Regions from separate parts of the Homo sapiens genome. Here region 1 is linked to region 2. The links are chromatin contacts, found by Hi-C or POLR2A ChIA-PET in ENCODE. All regions are on one chromosome and are shown on one strand. The core of a region is the stretch at or near the end of the contact, and the rest is flanking DNA. Distances in the headings are between cores, read along the strand shown.

Region 1 (5,549 bases), core at 734-3,233, 35 kb after region 2:
TGCGGTGAGTTGAGATCGAGCCATTGCACTCCAGCCTGGGCAACGAGAGCGAAACTCCATCTAAAAAAAAAAAAAAAAAAAGATTGTAACTTGGCTACTTGGCTGAGCATGGTGGCTCATGCCTGTAACCCAGCACTTTGGGAGGCTGAGGCAGGTGGATTACCTGAGCTCAGGGGTTCGAGACCAGTCCGGGCAACATGACAAAACCCCTGTCTCTACTGAAAATACAAAAAAATTAGCCGGGTGTGGTGGTGCACACCTGTAATCTCAGCTACTAGGGAGGCTGAGCCAGGAGAATCGCTTGAACCTGAGAGAGGCAGAGGTTGTAGTGAGCCGAGATCATGCCACTGCACTCCAACCTGGGCAACAGAGTGAGACTTAGTCTCAAAAAAAAAAAAAAATCTTAAGTGGCATTTACAGTGTTTGTGATTCTAGATCAGGCTACGTTTCATTCCATAAAATAAATAGAATGAGTGTTCAGATGAGTCAAGCACAGGTTAGTTTTTATGGACAAAAAAGGGTAGAGAAAAATAGAAACAGAAGGAAAAAAAGCAGATGGGTCCTTTCAAAGTTACTTTTCTTGTAAAAGGACTTCCGTATCATGCCGGCTCACACTGGCTTGTTTGGGGTTTTGGCTCTTCCTTCCCTCTCCTGATTCCTCTGAAGGTTTGATAAACAACTTAGTGTTGCTTAGTGACATAGAACTTTAGCGTGAGTGACTCCATTTTGGTTTGGTCTGTTGAGCCAAGCACAGGAGCTCAGTGCAAATCAATGGCCTCCTATAAAATTTATTTAACTGAACCCTTGTGCATTGCTGGTGGGAATTTAAAATGGTGCAGCTACCATGGAAAATCGTATGGCGATTCCTCAGAACATTAAACACAATTACCATATGATCCAGCAATTCTACCTCTGGGTGTATATCCAAAATAATTGAAAGCAGGGACTCGAACAGATATTTGTACACTCACATTCAAAGCAGCAACATTCACAATAGCCAAAAGGTGGAAGCAACCCAAATGTCCATGGAGGGATGAATGGTTATGCAAAATGTGGTACATCTATACAATGGAATATTATTCAGTTGTAAAAAGGAAGGAAATTCTGACACATGCTACGAAATGGAAGGATCTTGAAGATATTATGTTAAGTGAAAGAAGCCAGACCCAAAAAGACAAATACTGTATAATTCCACTCATATCAGGTGCCTAGAGTAGTCAAGGGGAAGTTACTGTTTAATCGCGATAGAGTTTCAGTTTGGGAAGATAAGAAAGTTCTAGAAAAGAATGGTGGTGGTGGTTACAGAACAATGTGAGTGTACTTGGTGCCACAGAACTGTATGCAGTACTTACAAATGGTTACAATGGTAAATTTAGGCCAGGAGTGGTGGCTCATGCCTGTAATCCCAGCATTTTGGGAGGCCAAGGCAGGAGGATTGATTGAGGCCAGTAGTTTAAGACCATCTTGGGCAACACGGTGAGATCCCCATCTCTATAAAAATACATTTTAAAAATTTAAAAATTAGCTGGGCGTGGTAGCACACGCCTGTAGTCCCAGCTACTCGGGAGACTGAAGTGGGAGGATCACTTAAGCCAGAAGTTCAAGGCTACAGTGAGCTATGATCGCGCCACTGCACTCCAGCCTGGGCGACAGAGCGAGACCCTTCTAAAAAATAAAAAGGTAACATACATGTGTATGTATTGTAACACCATTAAAAAACAGAAATTTAAACGAAGAAAAGTTGGCTTCTAGCCCTTTGATCTAGCAAAGCTGACAGTGTCCTCACCTACCAATATAGGTAGATGACTCCTTACACGTGGACAAGCACATCCACCTGGCCGCTTCTCCCCTTTCCTCCCCTCCCCCGTTCCTCTCCTCCCCAACACATCCAGGTTCCGACCCTGCCACCCCCAACGAGTCTCACTGCGCAGGCGCGGAGCGGTGGGCAGGAGCGGGCGTGGCCTGACTCTGCGCCTGTGCGGAATTCCAGCTGCGACTGCTGAGGGAGAAAATGATGCCCAGGTTGGGCTCCCCGGCCCACCGGCCGAGGAGAGGCCTGCGCTGCACACGCGCAGACCGAGCATCCGCGTCAAGAGGCGAAGAGAGCGCGCGCTCCCCACGTCCTGCGCTCCTGGCTGCCGGGCATTCGTCTCAGCCGTGACTCTCGCCAGGCCGGGGCTGGCGCGCCCACGTCTGAAGAGCGATGCCCCGGGAGATCATCACCCTGCAGCTGGGCCAGTGCGGCAACCAGAGTGAGCAAGCGAGCGCCGGCCCCGCCGGTCTCTGGTTCTGCCCCTTCGGGTCCCACCCAAGTGCCTGGCTTCCACCAGTCCCCCTTTCCCTTCCATGAACCCCCTGCCCTGCTGCTCTGGATAACCCAGACCGAGAGCTGCGCCTCCAGCCCGGGGCTGGGGCAGCTACCAAACCCAGGCATCTTGGGTCCACCCTCTGATCGTGTCAGCCTCTGAGACTAAAACTGGGCTCCTCAGGCCTTAAGGCTCCAGCAGACCCGGGCATCTCCCCCCTCCCCCAGTTGGGTTCGAGTTCTGGAAACAGCTGTGCGCCGAGCATGGTATCAGCCCCGAGGGCATCGTGGAGGAATTCGCCACCGAGGGCACTGACCGCAAGGACGTCTTTTTCTACCAGGTGCCCCCAGCGACTTGGCCGGGGGCGGCAGTGGCCCAAGGGGGCGGAAGGGAAGGGAGTGGCCTGGTACTGGGAACCCCGCTGGGCAGTAGGGCCAGGCGGCTGGCTTGAGGAGGGAGGGCCGGAGGGAGCCAGAGTTGGGAGGACTTCGGACTTGGGCCGCCCTAGCTGATTGGGCCCCCTCCTGGACTCCCCTTGACAGGCAGACGATGAGCACTACATCCCCCGGGCCGTGCTGCTGGACTTGGAACCCCGGGTGATCCACTCCATCCTCAACTCCCCCTATGCCAAGCTCTACAACCCAGAGAACATCTACCTGTCGGAACATGGAGGAGGAGCTGGCAACAACTGGGCCAGCGGATTCTCCCAGGTGTCCTAGCGACCATTCCAGAGACCTTTGATATTCCCATCCAGAGGCAAGGCAGGCTCAAGCTACTAGGAATTTGACCTGACTGACAGAAAATAAGAGACAAAAGGATGTCCCGAACAAGAGGGACAGCCAGGGAGAGGTTTATGCAAATTTTGTGCAAATCATTTGCAATAGTAGCACTTCTGGGTTGAGGGCTACAGCCTAGGCTCTGCTTCAGGGTGGCAACAATATTCCAGGGTAGACAGAATTCTTGGTGCTGTGCTGAGAAAAGATGCTCTCTGGAACCTTTGGCCTGACCCTCCCTTTCCATATCTCTATACAGGGTGAGAAAATTCATGAAGACATCTTTGACATCATAGACCGAGAAGCAGATGGAAGTGACAGTTTGGAGGTGAAGTTATGGAGTGGGGGAAGGAATGGGCAGGGAGGCCGAAGAGTGCTGGGGACAGGTCAGGAGGTGGCCTGGATAGGTAATATGAGGGGAGCAATTCAATTCAAAACCCGTTTATGGAGCATCAGATGTGGGATATTGAGGTGAATAAGATATAATCTTTGTTCTCAAGGAAGTCATAAATCTGAATGGCACCGGCCCCTTAGGCATGAGTCATTCAGCTGCTTCTCCAGCTCCAAACCTTCCCAAGGAGCCTCAGCCTGGATGCATAAGAGGAAGCTTTGAGACATTGGCGTTTTGGGAATGGAGAATGAACCAAGCCGAAGTCTCTCCCCCAGATCCTTGGAGACTGCCTCTCCATCTCTCCCCATGCTGGGTGCGATATGTTCCTGGCTTACAGCTCTTATAACCCATGTAATTTCCTAAGGGACTAGAGCAATAATAGTATGTTTTGTTAAAATATTTGACCTTTTGTCCTTGGTTTCTGAAACAGCTCCAGAACAGCTCCAGAGTGATAAAGGTGAAAGACAGTCTTTTGTTATTTATAACAAGCCCGTTTCTTTTAGTTTAATCTTTCATTTTATTTTAATTAGTTAATTTTACTAACCACTGTACTAAGGAGGAACAAGTGCCTTTCAACCAAACCTGAGCTTATGTTAAAGAGGCGATTTTTGGAAAGTCCCAGATAGCCACTGGATGGGGGGCTGGTTGCCAGGGGAACAAACCTGGTGCTCTGAGGGTTGGAATTTACAGGCCCACCCCTCACCTCTGGGGAAGGGAGAGGGGATGAAGATTGAGTAGAGCACCAATTGCCAATGATTTAATCGGTCATGCCTGTGTAATGAAGCCTCCATAAAAATCCAAAAGGACTGAGTTTGGGGGCTTCCAGGAAGGTGAACAAGAACACATCCACAGGCCAGGAGGGTGCAAACCCAACGCCACAGGGCAGCAACTCCTATGCGCCGGACCCTTCTAGAGCTTCCCCTCGGTATCTCTTCATCTGGCTGTTTATTTGTATCCTTTAAAATATCCTTTATAACAAATGGATGAACGTAAGTAAGTGTCTCCTTGAGTTCTGTGAGCTACTCTAACAAATTAATTGAACCCAAGGAGCAGTCCTGAGAACCTCGATTTATAGCTGGTTGGTCAGAGGCACAGATAAAACAACCTGAAGCTTGTGTTGGCATTGGAAGTGGGAGAGTCTTGTGGGACTGAGCCTTCACTCTGTGGGATCTGATGCTATCTTCAGGTACAGATACTCCTCAACTTACAATGGGTTTATCAGGATGTAAACACATCACAAATTGAAAATATTGACTAGGCACAGTGGCTCATGCCTGTAATCCCAGCACTTTGGGAGGCCGAAGCAGGTGGATCATCCGAGCCCAGGAGTTCAAAACCAGCCTGGGCAACATGGTGAAACCCCATCTCTGCAAAATATACAAACATTATCCAGGCATGGTGGTACATGCCTATAGTCCAAGCTACTTGGAGGCTGAGATAGGAAGATGCCTTGAGCCCAGGAATTCAAGGCTGCAGTGAGCTATGATCACACCACTGCACTGCAGTCTGGGGGACTGAGTGAGATCCTGTCTCTAAAACCAAAACAAATTTGAGGACAGGTGCGGTAGCTCATGCTTGTAATCCCAACACTTTGGCAGGCCGAGGCGGGCAGATCACTTGAGGTCAGGAGTTCAAGACCAGCCTGGCCAACATGGTGAAACCCCGTATCTACGAAAAATAAAAAAATTAGCCAGGCGTGGTGGTACATGCCCGTAGTCCCAGCTACTTGAGAGGCTGAGGCAGGAGAATGGCTCGAACCTAGGAGGTAGAGGTTGCAGTGAGCCAAGATCGGGCCATTGCACTACAGCTTGGGTGACAGAGCAAGACTCCGTCTCAAAAAAAAAAAAAATTGAAAATACCGTAAGTAGAAATGCATCAGGTTATAACCCAATAAGCCCATCATGAAGTTGAAAAATTGTAAATTGAACCATTGTAATTCAGATGCTTCTTGATTTAAGATGGGATTATGTCCTGATAAACCCATCATAAAGCCAAAACATCTTAAATTAAACCATCCTAAGTCAGGGACAGTCTGTAGGTAGTCCAGAATTGAAGTGAATTAGTGGATACCCAGCTGGC
Region 2 (5,128 bases), core at 1,430-3,929:
CAATCCTCCCGCCTCAGTGTGCCAAGTACATGGGACTACAGGTGGTGCCACCATACCTGGCTAATTTTAATTTTTTTTTTTTTTTTTAGAAATGGGGTCTCACTGTATTGCCCAGATTGGTCTCAAACTCCTGGCCTCAAGTGATCCACTTGCTTTGGCCTCACAAATTGCTGGGATTAAGGCATGAGCCACTGCACCTGGCCTTTCTTTTTGTTTTCTATATTTTCCAAATGGTCTATAATTAATATGTATTACTTTTATAATCAGAAACAAGTATATTTTAAGTGTAAATAAGTAGAAGAGTAAACAGGAAAAGAAGCTAGAGGTAAAGTGGCCACAGATGGTAAATGACAATAAGGTAGATATGAAAAACAGAGATGATTATAACAGAACAGAAGGAGAAATCTAACTGCTTGGTGGTGGAGATCAATACATTCTTATTTCAGACAGATTTTTACTCTCTTTCTGAAAACTATGGGAGACATGAGGGTTTAGGGTTATTTCAAAAAACAAGTGGAGGCTGGGTACTCATGCCTGTAATCCCAGCACTTTGGGAGGCCAAGTCGGGAGGATCACTTGAGGCCAGGAGTTTGAGATCAGCCTGGGCAACATAGCGAGACCCTGTCTCCACAAAAATAAGCCAGGGCTGGTGGCAGGTGCCTGTATTCCTCGCTACTCAGGAGGCTGGAGTGAGGAGGATTGCTTGAACCCAGAAGTTCAAGGCTGCAGTGAACTATGATTGTGCCACTGCACTCCAGCCTGGGCAACAGAGGGAGATTCTATCTCAAAAAAAAAAAAAGTGGATATATTTGATTCAAATTTAGAACTACAAAAGAATAGCAAGCAAAGAAACAAGCTCAATATTTTTCATACCATGACCAACAAGAAAACTTAACATTCTAAATGAACTTTCTATAATATATTAGTTAGTGTACAAGTATTATAAAATATACATTCATGATATACAATTGTATACATTAATATGCAATACAAATGGATATAAAGTATCTCAACAAAAGTTTTTTTTTGTTGTTTTTATGTTTGTTTGTTTTGTTTGTTTATTTTTAGGAGACAAGGTCTCACACTGTCACCCAGGCTGGAGTGCAGTGGCATGATCATAGCTCAGTGCAGCCTCAAATTCCTGGACTCAGCCTGTAATCCCAGCACTTTGGGAAGCCGAGGTGGGCAGATCACCTGACTTCAGGAGTTCGAGACCAGCTTGGCCAACATGGTGAAACCCTGTCTCTACTAAAAAGACAAAAATTAGCCAGGCATGGTGGTGGGCATCTGTAATCCCAGCTATTTGGGAGGCTGAGGCAGGAGAATCACTTGAACCCAGGAGGCAGAGGTTGCAGTGAGCCAAGGTCGCTCCATTGCACTCCAGGCTGGGCCACAAGAGTGAGTCTCAAAAAAAAAAAATGCCTGGGCTCAAGTAATCCTCCTGCCTCAGCCTCCCAAGTAGCTAGGACTGCAGGTGCCTGGCACCACACCTGGCCTCAATGAAACTCTTAAAGTGATGAATAAATACTCGAAATGCTAGGGATGGACTGCTGAACATAAATATAATTTTTGCATATAATCATATGCTTTGGTTTGTTTTTTCAAATTCAAAATAAAATGTTGCAAAACATAAGTTGTCCAGCTAGGCACAGTGGCTCACACCTGTAATCCCAGCACTTTCAGAGGCCGAGGCAGTGGGATTGCTTGAGCCCAGGAGTTTGAGAACAGCCTCAGCAACATGGTGAAACCCTGTCTCTACAAAAAATACAAAACTTAGCTGGGTGTGGTGGCACACGCCTGTACCCAGTCACTTGGGGGGCTGAGGTGGGATAATGTCTTATGGGATGGGACAGTGTCTTTATCTCTATTTCCCTGTTATCTACTACAGGCCCTGCACAATGTAGCTGTTCAAAAAACATTTGTTGAACAAATGAAAAAATGATGTCAAGGCCATAACTTTTACTCCTCCTCTTTTCATTAACAAGAAGACATTAAGAGATTTGCCACATAATCAAATAAAAGCACACCCCAGGACAAATTAATGTGTTGACCACATTGGATCAGGAATATTGAGACTTTAATCCTAGACTGTTTTCAGAGAGGAGTTGGAAAATGGGGAAAAAAGATGTAATTTCTCCAACTAGAAATTAACTTATTAAAATTCATGCATAACATAAGCTATTCCAAGATTCCCCCTTTTTTTTTTTTTTTTTTTTTGACACAGGGTCTTGCTTTGTCACCCAGACTGGAGTGCAGTGGCACGATCACGACTCACTGTAGCCTTGACCTTCTGGGCTCAAGCAATTCCCTGCCTTAGCCTTCCAAGTAGCTGGGACTACAGGCATGCACCACCATATCTGGCTAATTTTTTTGGTATTTTTTTGTAGAGACAGGGTTTTGCCATGTTGCCCAGGCTGGTCTCGAACTCCTGAGTTCAAGTGATCTGCCCGTCTCAGCCTCCCAAAGTAGCAGGATTACAGGTGTGAGCCACCAGGCCTGGCCTATTCCAAGATCCTTACACCAAATAGCTTATAGTATCAGAAACCAAATGGCTTGATGTAGCTGAATTTCTGATACTTGATACTTTGGAAATTTTCCCAATGGACACATTATACAAGATGCCATTAGCACCTGAATGGAAACAAACTGGTGACTACAAGTATTCTACATCCTGCCAGATCAAATAATAGTCATGAGTCATAACTGGATCTGCAGACAGCTGCGTAAAACAGATTATCAGTGGAAGGTATGGCAGTTCCAAGGCCTGACCTGCAAAGTCAGTCGGGAAAAGGGTGCGGTCAGAACCAGCACAGCTGGAAGGTCACCCACAGAATAAAAGTTGCCAACTGGATGTGTTCCTCTAAGACAACTTTGCAATGACACAGAAGCACAGCCATGGTCAAGAGATGGCCAGAAGGAGGTGGTGAGGAGCTGAGAGAGGTCCTTGGTGATCCTCAACCTACAACTGGGCTAATGAGGCAAACACTGGACCAAACAGCCCTAAATCTCACCCAAAGACTTGAAGGCTGTCCGTCTTCGTTCCCCTGACACACACAGTACTCCCTGAGAATTCCCATTCTCTCTACGTCCCATCCTTCTTTAGGATTTCTGAACCTAGAGAAATTTGCTCCCTGAAATTTTCTGTGGTGCCCACATAGATTTCAAGTTATGGAAATGGCTCTATAAGGAATACCTGGCTGAGTGCAGTGGCTCACGCCTGTAATCCCAGCACTTTGGCAGGCCGAGGTGGGTGGATCACCTGAGGTCAGGAGTTCAAGACCAGCCTGGCCAACATGGCGAAACCCCATCTCTACTAAGAATACAAAAATTAGCCGGGCATGGTGGTATGCGCCTGTAATTCCAGCTGCTTGGGAGGCCGAGGCAGGAAAATCGCCTGGACCCAGGAGGTGGAGGTTGTAGTGAGCCGAGATCGTGCCACTGCACTCCAGCCTGGGCAACAGAGCAAGACTCAGTCTCAAAAAAAAAGAAAAAAAAAGAGTACCCCATCAGCCTGGGCCCCAAGGATGGAAATGAATCACAGATAACACTGGCCACAGGGATGGTATAGAAAGGTACTAGGTCCCCAGGGTACCCGGAAGGGATGAAGTAGAGATGAACAGAATGGAGTTTAGGTCACGGAGCTTAAGAAGGCCAGGTTACTACTTCTGCTTCTAAGACACAACCATAGGCAATACGGCTCAAGAGGATCACCTACCCCGAGCCAGGAGACAACCTTAAACTGAAGTCTAGTGTGGTTCCTTGGAAATCCTTGTGACTTGGCCCTCTTGTGAGGCATAAATTGAATCTGGCCTGAGAATATCCTAATACTCTGTTTCCTCTGACAACAAATTGTGTTTAGTGACCTCCCCATAGTGACTGCTCTATTCCTACTGGCTATGTTCCATTGGATGCATAGTATTTATGTGCATAGTATTTTTTTTTTTTTTTTGAGATAGGGTCTCACTCTGTTGCCCAGGCTGGAGTGCAGTGGCATGATCACTGCTCACTTCAACCTCCGCCTCCCCGTTTTTTTGTTTTTTTTTTTTTTGAGAAGGAGTCTCACTCTGTTGCCCAGGCTGGAGTGCAGTGGCATGATCACTGCTCACTTCAACCTCCGCCTCCCCGTTTTTTTGTTTTTTTTTTTTTGAGAAGTAGTCTCACTCTGTTGCACAGGCTGGAGTGCAGTGGCATGATCTCAGCTCACTGCAAGCTCCGCCTCCCGGGTTCAGGCCATTCTCCTGCCTCAGCCTCCCAAGTAACTGGGACTACAGGCGCCTGCCACTACGCCAGGCTAATTTTTTGCAATTTTAGTGGAGACAGGGTTTCACTGTGTTAGCCAGGATGGTCTCGATCTCCTGACCTCGTGATCCGCCCGCCTCAGCCTCCCAAAGTGCTGGGATTACAGGCGTGAGCCACCACGCCCAGCTGCCTCCCCATCTTAAGCCGTCCTCCCACCTCAGCCTCCCGAGTAGCTGAGACTAGAGGCACATGCCAACATGCCTGGCTAATTTTTAATTTAATTTAATTTAATTTATTTGTTTTATTTTATTTTATTTATTTTGAGACAGAGTCTCGCTGTGTCATCCAGGCTGGAGTGCAGTGGTGTGATCTCGGCTCACTGTAACCTCCACTTCCCAGGTACAAGTAATTTTCCTGCCTCAGCCTCCTGAGTATCTGGGATTATAAGCACCTGCCACCACGCCTGGCTAATTTTGGATTTTTAGTAGAGACAGGGTTTTGTCATGCTGCCCAGGCAGGTCTCGAACTCTGAAACTCAAGTGATCTTCCCGCTTCTGCCTCCCAAAGTGCTGGGATTACAGGTGTGAGCCACTGTGCCTGGCCTACACAGTATTGATTTCTCTGACTGCCTTACAGTTGCCACCAGCTCACTCAGAAGGTTCCAGACTACTATCTCTAGCCCACAGAGATACATGTAACTACTGTTATCTGGTGATGTAGCAGTTGTTAATCCATAGGCCCTAGGCCATCAAAATGAGCATGACTACACTGCCAGACTCCATTCACTTGTGTTCCTGCTGTGTGAACCACAACGCCGCTATAAATGCATTGTTCCTTCTCTTTTGCCCTACACCAAAAGTTCTTAACTTTTGTTCATTCACAGATCTGT

Evidence for each region. A loop is a pair of places that touch in the nucleus more often than their neighbours do. ChIA-PET counts read pairs that join two places held with the same protein, here RNA polymerase II (POLR2A). Pooled maps may share reads with other maps.
Region 1: a loop to region 2 is called in a map of HCT116, with 2.0 times the contacts of the local background. The contact joins the promoter of TUBG2 here to the enhancer-like site in region 2. A Hi-C loop is called at or near these places in 29 of 168 maps with a recorded cell type or tissue (Caco-2, GM12878, GM13977 and 16 more), 37 of 37 single-sample maps with no recorded cell type and 21 of 50 pooled maps. POLR2A ChIA-PET finds 5 or more read pairs at or near these places in 24 of 52 experiments (A549, AG04450, BJ and 20 more).

The regions. Positions count from the first base shown.
Region 1 is chr17:42,657,301-42,662,849 of GRCh38, forward strand. TUBG2 (tubulin gamma 2) reads left to right here and starts at 1,984. Exons shown (of 11, transcript NM_016437.3): 1 at 1,984-2,252; 2 at 2,534-2,646; 3 at 2,849-3,016; 4 at 3,339-3,407. The coding sequence starts at 2,204. RefSeq lists enhancers at 1,816-2,583, 1,941-2,000, 2,011-2,080, 2,131-2,200.
Region 2 is chr17:42,621,597-42,626,724 of GRCh38, forward strand. No RefSeq gene overlaps it. Among named protein-coding and RNA genes, the nearest start is that of TUBG1, 14 kb to the left of the region's middle. RefSeq lists a cis regulatory region at 4,792-5,128. Within about 2 kb of position 2,680, at least 7 of the 41 ENCODE cell types and tissues checked have a DNase peak (open chromatin) inside an H3K27ac peak, as active enhancers do; they include HCT116, gastrocnemius medialis and psoas muscle, where a contact is called at or near this core.